2 separate regions of the Homo sapiens genome follow, and region 2 is linked to region 1. The links are chromatin contacts, found by Hi-C in ENCODE. All regions are on one chromosome and are shown on one strand. The core of a region is the stretch at or near the end of the contact, and the rest is flanking DNA. Distances in the headings are between cores, read along the strand shown.

Region 1 (7,707 bases), core at 2,439-4,938:
CTCTTCTCTGAATATCTTTGAATTAGGATCATTTATTTGATGAGTATTTTTTTGAGCACCTCATGTAAGCCTGGCACTCTTCTGGGAGTAAAGTAGTGAACAGAGCCCTTGCTTTCAGAGATTCCAGAGAAAGACTAGTAACTAGCAAATATAGTTATGTTAGGTGGTGATAAGTGCTGTGAAGAAGAAGTCAGGTAAGGGGGCAGGGCATTATGAGTGGGGGTGGTGCAGGCTGCCACTATTTTAGAAAGGGTGTCTGGGAAGGCCTCTGGTAAGGTGACCAGAATGTTTGAATCTGATAGTCAATCATTCAGGTGTTTCTAGGAAGAGTTTCAGTTGTGTTCAGGAGACAGTGTGGTTGAAATGGGTGAGGTGGGAAATGTGGGAGCAGTGGGGTGTCACAGGCTGTTCTAAGGACTTTGGGTTTTACTCTGAATAAGAAGGGGACCCATGGGAACGTGTTAATAAGAACGACATGATCCAATTTATTGTATTTATACTCATTGAAAAAATCCAGCCATTGTGTTCATACAAAAAGCTAACTACAGTTCCTGCCTTAGTTTACACTGCAAAGGAAATCACCCAAACTCCCAAGAGTTTTCCATTCCATGTCCGCTCCCCAAGCCTCACTGCAGCTCAAGGCTGACATCTAGTGGATATTTTCATAATTGTTTATGCACAGGCAGTTTGGAACCTATCCACTGTTGATTAAGAATAGAGGGGGAGGTTTAACATAGAAAATGACAAACTGGATGATTAGTAGAATACTATAGTGGATTTGCCTCTGTTTTTCTTTGGCTCTTATTCAGGTAAATTTACATTTATCTAGCATATATTAGCATGTATTAATTAGAACTGGGTTCAGCTGCCAGAGATTAGAGCATCAAAATCATGGGTTGGTAAGGAGGAGAAAAAGTATCAGGTGGGATGAGCCAGGAGAAAGTGTCCTGGTTCTAGTGGTGGCCCTCAAAAGGTAGCTGTGGTTTGTTGTATGGTGTTAAGGGTGTGTGTATTCCAAACCTGTGCTTGCATCAGGTTGGCATTGATTTACAAAGGGAGTCTACTGCGAAGGGCATGGTGGAATGAAGTTGAAGGCAGCATGGAGATACTGAAAGTTGTGAAGTTGAGTGTTTCCAAAAGCTTAGGTGGGGTATTTCAATGTACAATCAAGAGCTTTAGCTTTATAACTGGAAAATTGGCTTGTGTCTGCCATTTACTGACTGTGAGAACTTGGGCAAATTATATTATCTGAACCCAGTTTCTAAATAGTACCCACCTAAAGGTGTTATATTAAGCCAGATATTTTATGGAAAGCACTTAGCAAACTTAGCATTTAGTAAGCAGTCAAAAATAGGTGTTATTGTTTAGAGGGACTACAAGTAGCCTCTAGAGATAGAGAAGGAGGCTATTGTAATAGTGGTATCTGCATTGCATTTTTTTTTTTGCCCCTAGCATTTAACATTAACAGAATTTAACTTGAAACCATTTTGTAGATGTATATGATCCATTTTATCGACTTTGATTGTGGGCAGTTGCATATTCTGCTTAACTAAGACATAGCATTTTTACTACACAGAGATCACAATCATCCAGTGGCTTTCATAACTTTTAGGAAAAAAAGGCTCAAATATGAGCTCTGCAAGATCTGGCTCCTGCGTGCCTAACTTCATCCTCATCTCTTATTCTTCCTCCTCAGTTTCTGCATTCCAGAGACTGGCCTCTCAGGTCCTCCAATGCCTTATCCCACCTGTCTTAGGACCTTTGCATAGGCAATTCCATTTGCCTGTCCACACTCTTCCCACTCCCCTCCCAACCAACTAAGAATACACCTAGTTAACTTCTATTCATCTTTCAGATTCCATTGAAAATGATACTTCTTCAGGAAAGCTTTCCCTGCCTCTACGTCACTCCCTGACAGGGAAAGCCTCCCCTGTTACACAATAAGAACACTTATTGTAGTTTAAAAATATATATTTAGGTGGTTATTCACTCAGCTAGATTGTAAACCTCTTGAGCACTGGCACCGTGTCTGCTCAGCCCATTGCTCTGTCCCTGCCATGGTGCCTCAGATAGAGTAGTCTGAAAAGGGAGGGATTTTATTTGAAAGTTAAAATGTAGAAATAGATAAAACACTTGGTGACCGAGTATGAGGGATGTAGTGGGTTCTATGGTGACAATCACATTCCCTCTAAGACTTGGCACTCATCCCTCCAGATGCTGGGAGTTTTGACGGCTGATGGCTCTCGCCCAAGTCTGTCTCCAGGAATTGCCCTCAGCAGAGAAAGCCACCTCACCCAAGGTCATGCCCCCTCCTGAGAGCAGCCCACATTGAGTGACGGGTTGACTGAGGGATATGTGTGTGGCTTCTGGCTTCAGCGTGGAACAGCTCTGAAGGACCTTCCTGGGTCCAGAGCTTGCCATAGCATTGGCTGAGGCCCCGGTTTAAACCTCACTAAGTGTTCAACTCCTTGTCTCTGTCCTTCATCCTTCAGCCCTCACAGGTGCTGTTCATGAGAGCATCACTCAATAAGCCACCTACAATATCTCTGAGTCTGTTTCCTAGGGAAGCCAGCCCACAGCTGGGCATGATGGAGAGGGAGGAGTCTAAGGTGGCTCCTGGATTTCTGGCTTGAGACAGCACATGATGTTATCCAGTGAGAAGAGGGACAAAGAAGAAAGTGTACAGAAGTTGAAGCAGGTTTGCTGGAAAAGATATGTTTTGGGGGTGCTAAGTCTGAGGTGCCTGTGGGATAGCCAGGAGTTTGAAGCTCAGAGGAAAGATCTAGACTAGAGGTACAGATTTGGGAGTCATCAGCAAGGCAAAAACAATGGCATTAAGGAGATCTTCACCCCATAAAAGTGTGGAGTGTGAAAAAAAAACAACTAACCAGGAAGCATGTGTGTGGGAGCCAACAGAAATGGGCAGGGGAAGGAAGACACACTTCTGGCAAATATAGTGATCAGAGAGTTTGGAAAACCGGGAGTGTGAGCATTGTGGATGACAGAGGGATTTGCAGCAGTTTCAGATAGATGTGTCAGGAGCTGCAGAGAGAGCAGCATGGAAAAGTGTTCATTGGGGTGCATGACAAGGTCGCTGAGGACCTTGCTGAGAGCAGTTTGAGTGGAGTGGGTAGAAGCAGCCAGATTCCAGTGAGTTGGGGAGATGGGGTGGGAGGAGAAGAGACAAATGTGATAACCTTTGATAACGCTCATGAGATGGGGACAGGAGAGGTAGGTAGGGACAGAGCACAGAAAACAGGAGGGTATTTGTAAATGATGGGGGAGATGAGCTGAAGGAGAAGGCCCAGCCAAGAAGGGGTAAAGCGAAGGCCGCAGGTGTGGCAACTGGTTAAAATTCTTGAGCAGGTGGAAGAAGACTGAGCAAACAAAATTAATCCTGGAGAGGAAGAACCAAATCTCAGGCGCCAGAAGTGACGGAAGCAGGTAACAACAGCCACAATTTATTATGCTCTTTATTTAAGGCAAGGAACTTTAAGTACTTTAACCCTCACAACAAATCTACTCTCGAATACCACGCACCTGGCCGGAGCTGGTGGGGCTGCGGAGGCCTGGCCTCTCTCCCTGGAGCCCCGCCCAGTCCCCAGGTAGGCGGGGGAGCGTACGCTTCCGGCAGGACAGGGTGGTTCCAGAACCCACCGCTCGCTCTCTTGAAACCGGCTCCGCGGGCAGGAGGAGGGAATTTTGCATTTCCCGCAGTAAGCGCGCCGGGGCCGGGGAGGAGCCACATGAAAAGCGCTAATGGCGTAACGCATGCGCGCCGCGGAGAGCCGGTGCAGAGCCGGCGCAGGCGCCGAGGTCTGCGGGGCGGGTGTTCTCTTCCCGTCTCCGTCAGCATCCAGGTTCAGCGCCCGGCTTGAGTCCGGTTTGTTTTGTAGGAATTCCTGTTAATTCCTGTCGCAGTCTAGCCGTCTACCAATAGGAAATTTGTTAAAATATAGTGATGTACATATGATGGGCTATTTTCGCAGCTCCACTCACGCAAACCAGAAATGTAAATTATTCCCTTGTCTTGGTCTCCTTATAGTTGAAAAATTATTCTCTCCTGGCACTGTTTTATTTATGGCTGGCGACTGAGCTGTTTAAGCTTTGCAGTTTCTGTCTCGTTGGTTGAATTAGACTTACGAACAAATTGTCCATATGATGACAAGAGGGCAATGATGACTGAGTTTTTCCTGGGCCAAGCGGGTCAGTGGTAGGGAGTTGGCTACTTGGAAAAAAATTCTCCTTAAGACACTTCCTCTCGAAGGTGAGAGCTCAGCAGAAGGGGATTGGGGCCTCACTGTCAGATGCGTAAGTTGAGGGGGTTGTCGTCAGGAGTCCGCTGGAGGGGAGGCATTGCTTGAGGAAACTTTGAAAGGGCTCCACAAGAAAAAAAAAATCAGCCTTCAGAATTTGCCACACCTGAAAGGCACCATTGTGCCTCCAGATTTCTTGGATGGGAATCAAACAGCAGTGCACTGCATCCCTTGGACTGCAAGCTCCCTGAGTGGTCCCTCAGAGGCCCTCTTTGGTAAGCTTGAGGTTAGAAGCAGGCCCCTCACACCACCTCCTTTGGTTGCGGGTTCAGCAGATCTCTCCAAAGGATCCTCACTTGACCTCTCTTCCCATCTCTATTCTTTGACCTCATATCTTCTTTATGGACAGATAATGAATTCAAGGTTTTAGCCAAGTCCTGCTTTGCAAATCCACCAGGATGGTCTGTTTCACTACTGATTCTGAGATATGGATTCACACTTCCAAATGAGAAGAATTTTAGTTTGGTACTGCAGCATTATGCAAACCAACCTACAAGCAGGCAACACTTTCATGGAACAAAAGAGCTTACTCAACTCTTAGAAACCACGACTACCCCTACATTCAGATTTGTCGAAATCCTGGTTCCACCAACCAGCAGAACTCAATTCTAAGCGATTCTTTCTCAGCACACTTCCTATGTGTGCCATTATATTGAGAGAGCTGAATTCAGAGGAGTATCAGGAGAGGGAAACTGTTCTTTTCCCACTGACCATCTCAGGCATATTCTTACAACTTCTTTCGTCACTCTCAGATAATAAAAATTTTTCTAGTTACTTTTAGACCCAAAGTAATCTTATTTGAGTTATGAAAATTCCAGTCCAATATCAAAATCATATAACAACTTTCTCTATCCAATTGTAAACTCTCCACCTTCAGTGAAGTCTTAAAAAAAATTAAACCATGCCAAAGGGTTTATTTAAAAAGCAATCGTCAGTAGTCATTTGCCCTACTTCTGTCTCCAGCCACGGTTCCACTGCCTAGAGGAAGCCATTCTAAACGCTTATTTTTGTGTTTAGTAAATTATAGTTGTTGATAAATTTACGTTAACCCTGGCTTCTCAGTAGGAGCTCAGGTTCTGCCACTTGGCGATTTAATGTTTGGGAGACGTGAGAGATGACTCAGAGACATGCTGTGACATTTCATCTCCTCACCTGGACTCCCCTCCACCCATTTTCTTGAGATAGCAGGTAGCTCGAAGGCCTGTATGAAGCCCCAAAAGGCCAGGATTGCTGGCTGTCAGCCAAAAGGCCTTATCACAAGCCATGCTCGCTGTTGTCTAGTAATTTTTTAGATCCAAAGGCCTGCCCTTGTGGGCCTGGCTTTGACAGTGTTTGTTTGCATGGATTAGGGAGTGGCTTTTGTTGGAACTGATGTTCTTGTTAAGCCTGGCAAGTCTGTCTCTTGGGAGCAACACTACTCCTTTGCCTTTTGTATACAAAGAATGGACTCCACACAGCTGGTGCTGCCAATCTCTTGTCTTACGACCCGTGTATGACAGCTGACTCTCCTTGGTCTCTTAGCCATACTTTTCGAGGCAGCTCTTCTGCAAGGTCAGTGAGCACAGGGACATAAGCCATGCTATTTGGTGTCCTTCCCATAATCCATTGGGAACTTGCTCATGTATTTGCTCCAGAACCTATAGGTTATTATCTCCTTTTCTTCCCTCTCCTGGGCTACTTAAGCACCCCCTAAGTGGTTTATTTGCATCCACTTTTACTCTTCTTCTAGAAAGCTCTCCATATAAGAGGCCAATGTTTACTGGTTATCAATTTATGGCCCCTCAGTTTCAAATCCACTCTGCATTGCCTTCTTTGGCTGGGCCCTTTAAATATGTTTCCTTTGCCACCTGGCATGTTGCTAAGCTTTGTCAGCAGAGGGCACTGGAGAGACACTGGAGGAGGAAGGAGTTTTCTCTCCTAGTTGGGCTGTATGGCTCTCTGGCTCTCTGCAGCCTCCTGCAGTGTGCATAGATTTCCCAGGGCCCACCTCCTGTGGGCAGCTTCACAGGTGCCAGGCTCCTAAGCCCAGCTCCTGTAGTGCATCATGGCCAGCAGCACCCAGTGGCCAGAAGCTTCCTGTGGCATGCTCTTGGGCAGTTTCATTATGGAGTGTCTCTGGAGAGTTACCTCCTTTTGAATGGCTTTCCCTGGTACCCTAGAGGGTGCATTTTTCAGTAAGTTCCACCACTGAGACTTCTGTGTTGTCCAGTAAGCCACGGCCATGGCGTCTCCAACAAGCTCCAGATCTCAGTAGGAGGCTCCTCCTCGGTTAGTGGCAGTTCCTTGTATCGGCTATGCTTGGAATTCTTTCTCTCTCTTGTCTCCAGTTTTCTTTATTTCCCACAGACCATCCCTTGTGACTCCAATTTCCTGTTAAAAAGCTAATAATCTTTGATGTTAAATTTTCCCTGTTCAAATTGCTGCATAGTTTCTGTTTCCTGATTGGACCCTGACTGATACAGGGTGTGATCTTTTTTGAAATGTAAACCTGATTCTGTCACTCTGCCTTGCATAAACTGTTTTATAGGTTCACTCTGATTATGGGATAAATAAAAAACACCTCCTTTTATGCCTTCTGAGGCCCTGCACCATCTGGCCCCTCTTTACCTCCTGGCCTTATCTCATACCAGAGTCCCCCCTAGCTTTTCTCCACCACATGGTTTTTACAGTTACTGCTTCTCTCTCTGGAGTCATCTTCTCTCACTTGTTCACCTGGCAAATCCCTACTCATCTCAGACCTCAGTTGAATCGTCTTATTCTCAGGGATGTCTTCTCCACCTTTCCTGCCTAGGCTGAATCCACTTTATCCACTTTCCAAGCATGATGGACAGCTCCTTCAGACCATTTTTCACAGCTGTAATTTTATATATGTTCGTGTAATTTTTCGGATTAATATCTATCTTTTCTTCTACAGTTGTAAGCTCCCTGAGGGCAAGGGACTATTGCTTTCTTGCCTCCCTGTAGAGCCCCTGTGTCTAGCATATGTTACAAAGAGCCTGTTACAAAGCAGGTATTCCAGCTTGTTCCAGTCTTGGTCCAGTGATTTTCCTGTCCATATTCCAATTTGCCACAAGATGGCAGGCTAAGCTACTCTGGTACTTGATATCCTTTGAGAAAGAAGTGGCACTTCAGGTTAAAATGCCTTTGAGTCGGGAGATCTCTTTGAAGTGAGTGTGATTGAGTCACTTAATACAGAAGACTTCTCTGAAAACATCCTCTGCATCTTCACTTCTTCACTGACCCAGAGGAACTGTATGGAATACTGTCAAGCAAGACAGCTTCTCTTCTGCTTGCTTGAGAGGCTACTGCATGATTTAGGAAACAGTTTTAGGGAAAGCACAAGAACCCTGTGCTCTGAAAATAGGGACACATAGGGAATATAATATTCACT
Region 2 (7,707 bases), core at 2,893-5,392, 5.1 Mb after region 1:
GCTCTCTAGCTAATTCTCCTTGATAATCCTGAATATTAAAAAAGGTTGAATTCAAATTACATATACTTTGTCTTAAATGTCACATATTAATACATTATCATTTGATACAGTGTGGCTATCAAGTGCTTATCAAAACAACTTTAGAATGAAAATGCCAGACCAAGATACTAAGGTTTAGGAGTGCAATTGGTCCCTTTAATATGAAACTTGCAAATCGGGGACTCTAAGGTACCTTAAAAAGTTCAATAGCGTGGTAGGGTGACTATAGTTAACGATAGTATATTGTTTATTTCAAAATGGCTAGATGAGATGATTTGATTGATAGACCTTTAAGATTCAAGAGAGAAAAACAAAAAAGATGATTTGAAATGTTCCCAACACAAAGAAATGATAAATGTTTGAGGTGGTGGATAGGCTAAATGCCTTGATTTGATTATAACACGTTGTGTGCACATATCAAAATATCACATGTACCTCATAAATATGTGCAAGTATGATGTATTAATAAAAAAATAAAATAAAAAGTTATTATTATAGATTTCCCAAAGTGAAAGGCATGCCACTTAGTGGGTAGAAAGCAGTATTGCAGGGAAGAAACAGCTAGGATTGCGTGTATGATACTGGGTTTCAGGATATTGTCAGTTTGACCCAGGAAGATGGATGTGTAAACTGAAACTAAGAAGGGTTATACAATTATTCTAGAATTAAAGAGATAAGGAACATTAGTGACATGACCATATTGTTTGTATTAATAGAGGCATATATTGTTGAAGAAAGCATTTATTCATTTATAGCAGTAGTTCTGAACCAGGGGTGATCTTGTGTCCCCCAACCCCTGCCCCTGCCCCAGAAGACATTTGGCAAAGCCAAGACATTTTTGGTTGTTGCAAGTGGAGTGTGTGTGTGTGTGCGTGTGTGCATGGTCCTGGCATCTAGTACCAGTGATGCTGCTAAACATCATACAATGCAAGCACAGTCCACCATGACAAAGAATTGTTTAGCCCCAAATGTTAATCATGCTGGTGCTGCAAAACCTGGTTTATAAAAATTAGATTCACATATTTTTGAACTAAAAAGTGCCTCCAACAGGTTTAGTCAAAACTCTTCTTCAGGCCGGGTGCGGTGGCTTACGCAGTAATCCCAGCACTTTGGGAGGCTGAGCAGGTGGATCACCTGAGTTCAGGAGTTCGACCAGCCTGGCTAGCCTGGCCAACATGGTAAAAACCCGTCTCTACTAAAAATACAAAAAATTAGCTGGGTGTGGTGGCAGGCACCTGTAATCCCAGCTACTCGGGAGGCTGAGGCAGGAGAATTGCTTGAACCTGGGAGGTAGAGGTTGCAGTGAGCCATGATTGTGCCACTGCACTCCAGCCTGGGCAACAAGAGCGAAACTCAGTCTCAAGTAAACAAACAAACAAACAAACAAAACAAAACGAAAAAACACCCCACAGAACTCATTTTTGGATATTAATACAATTAGACCAGTTTGGCTTCCTAATGAATAAGCTATACTTTGTAAATTGGATTCATTTTATCACCAATAATTATGTAATTTTGTATACTGCTTCCAAAAGTCAGGAAAACTTTGAATCTTCACATGTAATTCTCCCAAATCTTGCCTTTCCTTCTCACCAATTTAAAGGTAATTGGTAATTAAAATGCAATTGGTCCATTTAATGTAAAACTTCCTAATTGTGGACTCTAAGGTACTTTAAAAAGTTCAATAGCATGGTAATTTAAAGGTAAGAAGGAAAGGGGTCTTTCCATCCTCCATTTCCTCCTACAATGCTCATTTTAATAGACTAAATAACTCAACCACTGACCAGAAGCAAATACGGTGAGCGCATTTAAAATGTAGATGGAACTTGCCTTTTTTGTGAGATTAGGATTTAATTTCCCCTAGACCTTTATAAGGAAATTTCTTTAGGCTCTAGGCAGATAGGACCAAGCTTATTCTTACTGTTTTGAAATGCAACAATTTTCAAATTATCTTTAGAGTCTGAGATAATTAATTCCTTTCTATTGGAATTATTCTGTTTAAGCAAGTAAAGTGCTTGATTTACTTCCTTAAAAAAACCTCTGATGTTATTCATTTTGCCTTATTGATGTTAATAATGGATTTAATGGTACCCCAGAATAATACTGGTATAGACACACAATTCAGTAGTGTCTTAAAGATTACATCATATATTTTTTTAAGTCCAAAGACTAACCATATATTTTGCAAAATTTAAGACTGTTAAAATGTAAAATATTTAAAGAAATAATATCCAGGCTGGGTGTGAGTGGCTCACGCCTGTAATCCCAGCACTTTGGGAGGCCAAGGCGGGCGGATCATGAGGTCAGGAGTTCCAAACCATCCTGGCCAACATGGTGAAACCCCGTCTGTACTAAAAATACAAAAAAAACGTGGTGGCACGTGCCTTTAATCCCAGCTACTCGGGAGGCTGAGGCAGGAGAATCGCTTGAATCAGCGAGTTGGGGGTTGCAGTGAGCCGAGATCGCGCCACTGCACTCGTCTGGCAACAGAGCAAGATTACATATCAAAAAAAAAAAAAAAAAAAAAAAAAAAAAACAAGAAAAGAAAAAAAAGAAGTAATATCCAAACTCTGAGCCTAAATTCGCAAAACTAAAATTCCAAAAATAAGCGAATGTGTAAAAAGTATGGAAAGAACAGACTTAAACAGGAAAGTATAAATATTCACAGGTGGTTTTTTTCCCCTTAGTTTTGCTAGAAAGTGTGCTACAGGTCTAAAGACTTTTCTCTACGGGAAGTGCTTGCTTAGAAAACCACACGTGAAAAGTATTTGAACAAGTCTATTCTTTCTTGATAAGTAATGAAGTGTAGAGATTTACTACAATTTTCCTACGTTTTAAACACTTAGTGTTTAGGGCAGTATTTCTGACATCCAGCAAAATGCTGGTTACATAGTAGGCACGCAAAAAACATTTTGTTAAATGAATTAAAATTAATGAATACATATTCAGATAAAAAAAATTCTCCTTTTGCAGTGCATACACCCGTGAAGCTGTCACCTACCTAGCAGCTAATCACGTTTCTCCAATTTCCTGGTGCCAGCATAATCTGTTCACACATCAAATAAGTGTGCCAAGCTAGTTTTTTTTCTTACCCAAACCTATTCCTTCTTGTTTCCTATTTATCAGAATGCAACCACAATCCTCCTACTCACCCGTTCCTCATTTTATTTGACAAATGCTTCCTTTCCCGCCTGTACAGACTGACACTCACTGACGATATTCTGCTTCTACCCATGTTTCCCACAATTGGTCTCAATTTCTGCTGCCACAGCCTCCACTACCTTTTGCTTGGACCAGTGAATACCCTCTGATTTTCCGTTGTCAGTCGCTTCTCATCAATCTATTCTTAATCTTGTTGCTTCGTTGCACCTCTACTCCCTCACCTTCCACCAAACAACCCAGTTAGCGTAGAGATTAGGAGAAGAGATTCTGGCTCTGAGCTTAACATAGTGATTGATCAAGAATTTAACCTCTGGAGCCAAACTGCCTGGCTTTGTCTGCCATTCGAGGACTTTTCCCAACCTCATTTCTCACTTTGTAGTCAACCCAAAACACCTCCCTCCATCTCCCACCTAGCTTGTGTTTCTCACTTAACTTTTAAAGTCCAGCTCACATGTCACTTTACTCACTTCCCAGAATTGTAATCTTCGTTTCGAACTGCTCTCGCACGGCAGCTATACTTCTCAGTACCTGCTTTTGTACCATTATGTGCGTTTTTTCTCTTTTTATAAAAAATCTCTTTCAGGGAACGCATAGTTCTTGAGGTCAGGATATTATTGTTTTATTTTTATATCTCCAGTAAGTCACAGTGTGACTTGCACTGTGGTTGCTCGATAAATGTTAGGTGAATGACATCAATTTACAGAAATAAATCCAACTCTGAGCGTCTCCCCTTGAGGACCGTGTTTTGTTCATCTGCACGCTCTCCAGGTCCTGCACTGCGCCCAGGACCAAGAAGACGCTGGACCCTTACTAGGAGAACCGAGGCAAGAGCCGGCTGGAGCCGCGGGGAACCCGCTCGCCCCGCCCACCCGCCTAGCGCCGGTGAGCCTGCGGCTCCCGCGAAGCGCGGCCCCGCCCCCTCGGCGCCAGGGCGCACGCGCGGAGCTGGAGCCGGCGCGGAGGAGCGGGCGGCCGCGGCTGTGCCCTCTCCTACTCCTCACCGCGCGAGCGCGGGGAACCAGTAGCCGCGGCTGCTTCGGTTGCCGCGGTCGGTGGTCGTTATGGATTCTCCATGGGACGAGTTGGCTCTGGCCTTCTCCCGCACGTCCATGTTTCCCTTTTTTGACATCGCGCACTATCTAGTGTCAGTGATGGCGGTGAAACGTCAGCCGGGTGAGTGCGGGGCGCCGCGGGCCGGACCCCTCAGAGTGCTCCTGACGGCGAGGACCGTCTAAGTCGGGTGGGTCGGGTGGGTCGGGTGGGCGGCTGAGTGGCCGCTAGCCCAGACAGTTCGATGGTAGAGTTGGAGGGGCGCCAAGGGCCGGTTGGTCTGACTTACTGAGTGCAGATGGGGAAACAGCGTGGGGGAGGACGGAGGCTCTAGTACTCCTCAAAGGAGGCGTGACCTGGGGTCCGCGAGGCCGTAGCCTGGGCGAGCAGGGCCGACCTTGCCAACCGCCCGCAGAAGTCCCAGGACTGACAGAAGCTGCCGCAGCGTTTCGGAACCACAGATATCCGCGCCAGCCCAGGGCTTGGGCGGCCTCCTCGCGGTACCGCCACTCGCTCGCAGTGTCGCCACTCGCTCGCAGTGTCGCCACTCGCTCGCAGTGTTTGAAAGTCATGTGAGGAGACAGCAGGTTTCTGACTCAGTCTCTTGGAGTAATAGATGGTTGCGGACTACTCTCCAGTTATGAAAGTTGTACAAGCACTGAAACAAAAAGCCTCCTGTAGCCAGACCAGGATTCCCCTTCACGCAGTGTCCTAACACCCTGCCTAGCATGTGAGAAGCGAGTGCGTTCCCCTTTTCACAGTCACGACGGACACTGTACAAGCAAGAGTTACCTGGCGTAGTTTCACTATCTGCAGAATGGGGATATAGTCTTGAAACAGCATTTTGAGTTCTTTTAGCAATGCGATCAAGGGACAGTAGTTGTATTTTATTGGATTTTACACCAGGGTGCGTTTGCTCTAATACTGCTTTACTTTTGTAGTTATTCTACTGTGCTTTTAGTTGTATGGACCTCTTCTTTCTTTGAGGTCAGACATTTCTTTGCCTACTTTCTTTGTGTTCTTGCTGTCTTTCATCTGCCTTGCCCTACGGATAGTTGATGAGTGAGGTCTGGAGGATGATGCTGTATCTTTCTTATGGACTACTTACTGGTTTTAAAAAATCCTTAGACCTCAGAAATATTTTTCATTTATGTTGAAGTTTGTAGCTCAGTTTAAATCGTTGGTACAAATTTTGACCTGGATGAGGATGGTATTACTGCATTAAAGTAGAACACATTATCTGCATAAGATATTATTTCTTTGATTTGAAAAAAGTAAGTTTTGTTGCTACTACATGTTCAGAATTTGATTAAAAAAATTTTTTTTTGTATAGGCTGAATCAGATGTTCACATTGTGGTCCAGGGACCCATGGGATTCTCTGACACTGCCAGTTTAAAATTACTTTCGTAATAATATGCAGATGTTATCTTTTTCACTCTCATTTTTTCAGAAGTGTACAGTGGAGTTTTCCAGAGGCTACCTGAGTTGTGATACTGTAACAGAAGGAAGTAGATATGAGAATCTAACAGTTTTCTATTTGAAGCCAGACATTTGTTAGAATGTACACAGTGTGATTCTTCTCACTAAATGTTTTTTGTTTTGGAAAAGTTATTTTTCATAAAGAATACATTATCATTATTATTATTATTATTTTTGAGACGGAGTCTCTCTGTCGCCCAGGCTGAAGTGCAGTGGCGCGATCTCGGCTCAGTGCTGCAACCTGTGCCTCCTGGGTTTAAGCGATTCTCCTGCCTCAGCCTCCGGAGTAGCTGGGAGGCGCCTGCCACCAAGTTCGGCTAATTTTTGTATTTTTAGTAGTGGAGACGGGGTTTCGCCATGTTGGCCAGGCTTGAAGAATACATTATTTATGTTAACATTTAATACATTTACTTTTTAAAAAATGAAAACATGAAGAACAATTGTTGCATAGTGGACAGGTCTATGCAGTCCTATCCCCAAAGGCTGAGGAAGCTGAGAGGCTGAGGAATCCAGTTTCTTAGAAAGAAACCTTTAAAAGGGACTTAAGAACAGAAGCCATGTCTTGGGTGGCCCCAAGGAGATGGTGGATCACCCCATTACCCGACCCCCAACCCCCAACCAGAGATGTGTAGGACAGTTGCTTAAGAGCAGGATTTATGGTAAGTGAAATAGCGTCAAGGTTGTTTGACCTAAGGGCAAGATCGGTAAGTGTATACTTTTACACAAGGAACAGTAGATAAAATATAAATCTTAGAGGCAATCCCAGAACTGGGGTTAATCATAAGTCAACATGGCGGATGTTGGAGTTGCTTTAGCCGCCACAACTATTTAAAATTTTCTCAGTTATAATTTCTAAGATGCTAAGTATTGATACTTGTAGCCAACATAAACAAAACCTTTTGGGGTTGTCAAGAAATTTAAGTCCGATTTTTTAAAAGATGTAATTCACATAGAATCTGTTCACCATTTTTAATAAAAAGTTCTGTGTTTTTGGACAGACACATACAGTCATTCAACTACCATCACAATCAAGATACTGAACGGTTTCCTCACCCACCCTAAATTCCTTCCTGCACTTTTGTGTAAGCTGTCCCCTATCCTTGGCAAGCATTAATCTGTTTACTAATTTTTAGGGATGTAGAGGGCTCCTGAGATTCCATAATTTGAGAACCACGTGATTATTGAATACTTATATAGTATCATACAGTACCAGTACTTGTAAGGAGGTAAAAATGATGGAATTCAGACACAAGAGTGAACAGTGTACCTGTTTAGCCTTTTACCCGAAGTGTGTTAGACTGCCCATTTCCTTTGACAGTTCTATTATTGGTCTTCAATATCTTGCCATTCTGATGATCAGAAAGCAATTTTTCATTTATGTTTGTCATGGTACTGATGTGTTTGTGCCTCTTATTGGTCATTTGTATTTCATGTAAATTGCTTAATTTTTTTTTGTCCATTTTCTTATTGGGCTGTAGGTTATTGTCTTCTATTTACTGTCTTTGTGGATCATGGATATTCATTCTATTTATGTCTGTAGTCCTTTTTTCCCATAACTCTTGCTATCTTTAACTTTGTTTATATTGTCTTTTATTGCAGAAGTTTAAAAAATCTCATAATATTTTTACTTTTCCATGAAAAAATCTATTAATTTTTTTCTCCTATGTCACTATTGGGATTTGTGCATTTTAAGAAGGGGTTTCTCAGGCCTAAGGTTATAAAAATACTCGTCCTTGATCTTTTTTTAAAAAATTCTATAGTTCTATAAAAGTATAGGTTCGTAATCTATCTGCAGTATTTTTTGTTGTATAGATGTTCCTTTGCAAGTCTGGTCATGGCTGGATAGAACAGTTGGAACTCAATGATCTCAGCAGAGTATGCTCTATGCTCATTGAACTGGTTCTGCTCTAGACCTTTACTAAGATCATCCCACGTGCATAGACCTCTGGAATGTCCTTAGTTCTTGTTTGTTTTCT

What was found. A loop is a pair of places that touch in the nucleus more often than their neighbours do. Pooled maps may share reads with other maps.
Region 2: a map of CD4-positive, alpha-beta memory T cell shows a loop between it and region 1 (9-fold over the local background). The contact joins the promoter of TMEM38B here to the enhancer-like site in region 1. A Hi-C loop is called at or near these places in 2 of 168 maps with a recorded cell type or tissue (CD4-positive, alpha-beta memory T cell and naive thymus-derived CD4-positive, alpha-beta T cell) and 4 of 50 pooled maps.

The regions. Positions count from the first base shown.
Region 1 is chr9:100,595,148-100,602,854 of GRCh38, forward strand. No RefSeq gene overlaps it. Among named protein-coding and RNA genes, the nearest start is that of CAVIN4, 21 kb to the left of the region's middle. RefSeq lists an enhancer at 3,600-3,894. Within about 2 kb of position 3,689, at least 17 of the 41 ENCODE cell types and tissues checked have a DNase peak (open chromatin) inside an H3K27ac peak, as active enhancers do.
Region 2 is chr9:105,690,399-105,698,105 of GRCh38, forward strand. TMEM38B (transmembrane protein 38B) reads left to right here and starts at 4,143. Exons shown (of 6, transcript NM_018112.3): 1 at 4,143-4,374. The coding sequence starts at 4,263. RefSeq lists a silencer at 3,977-4,246.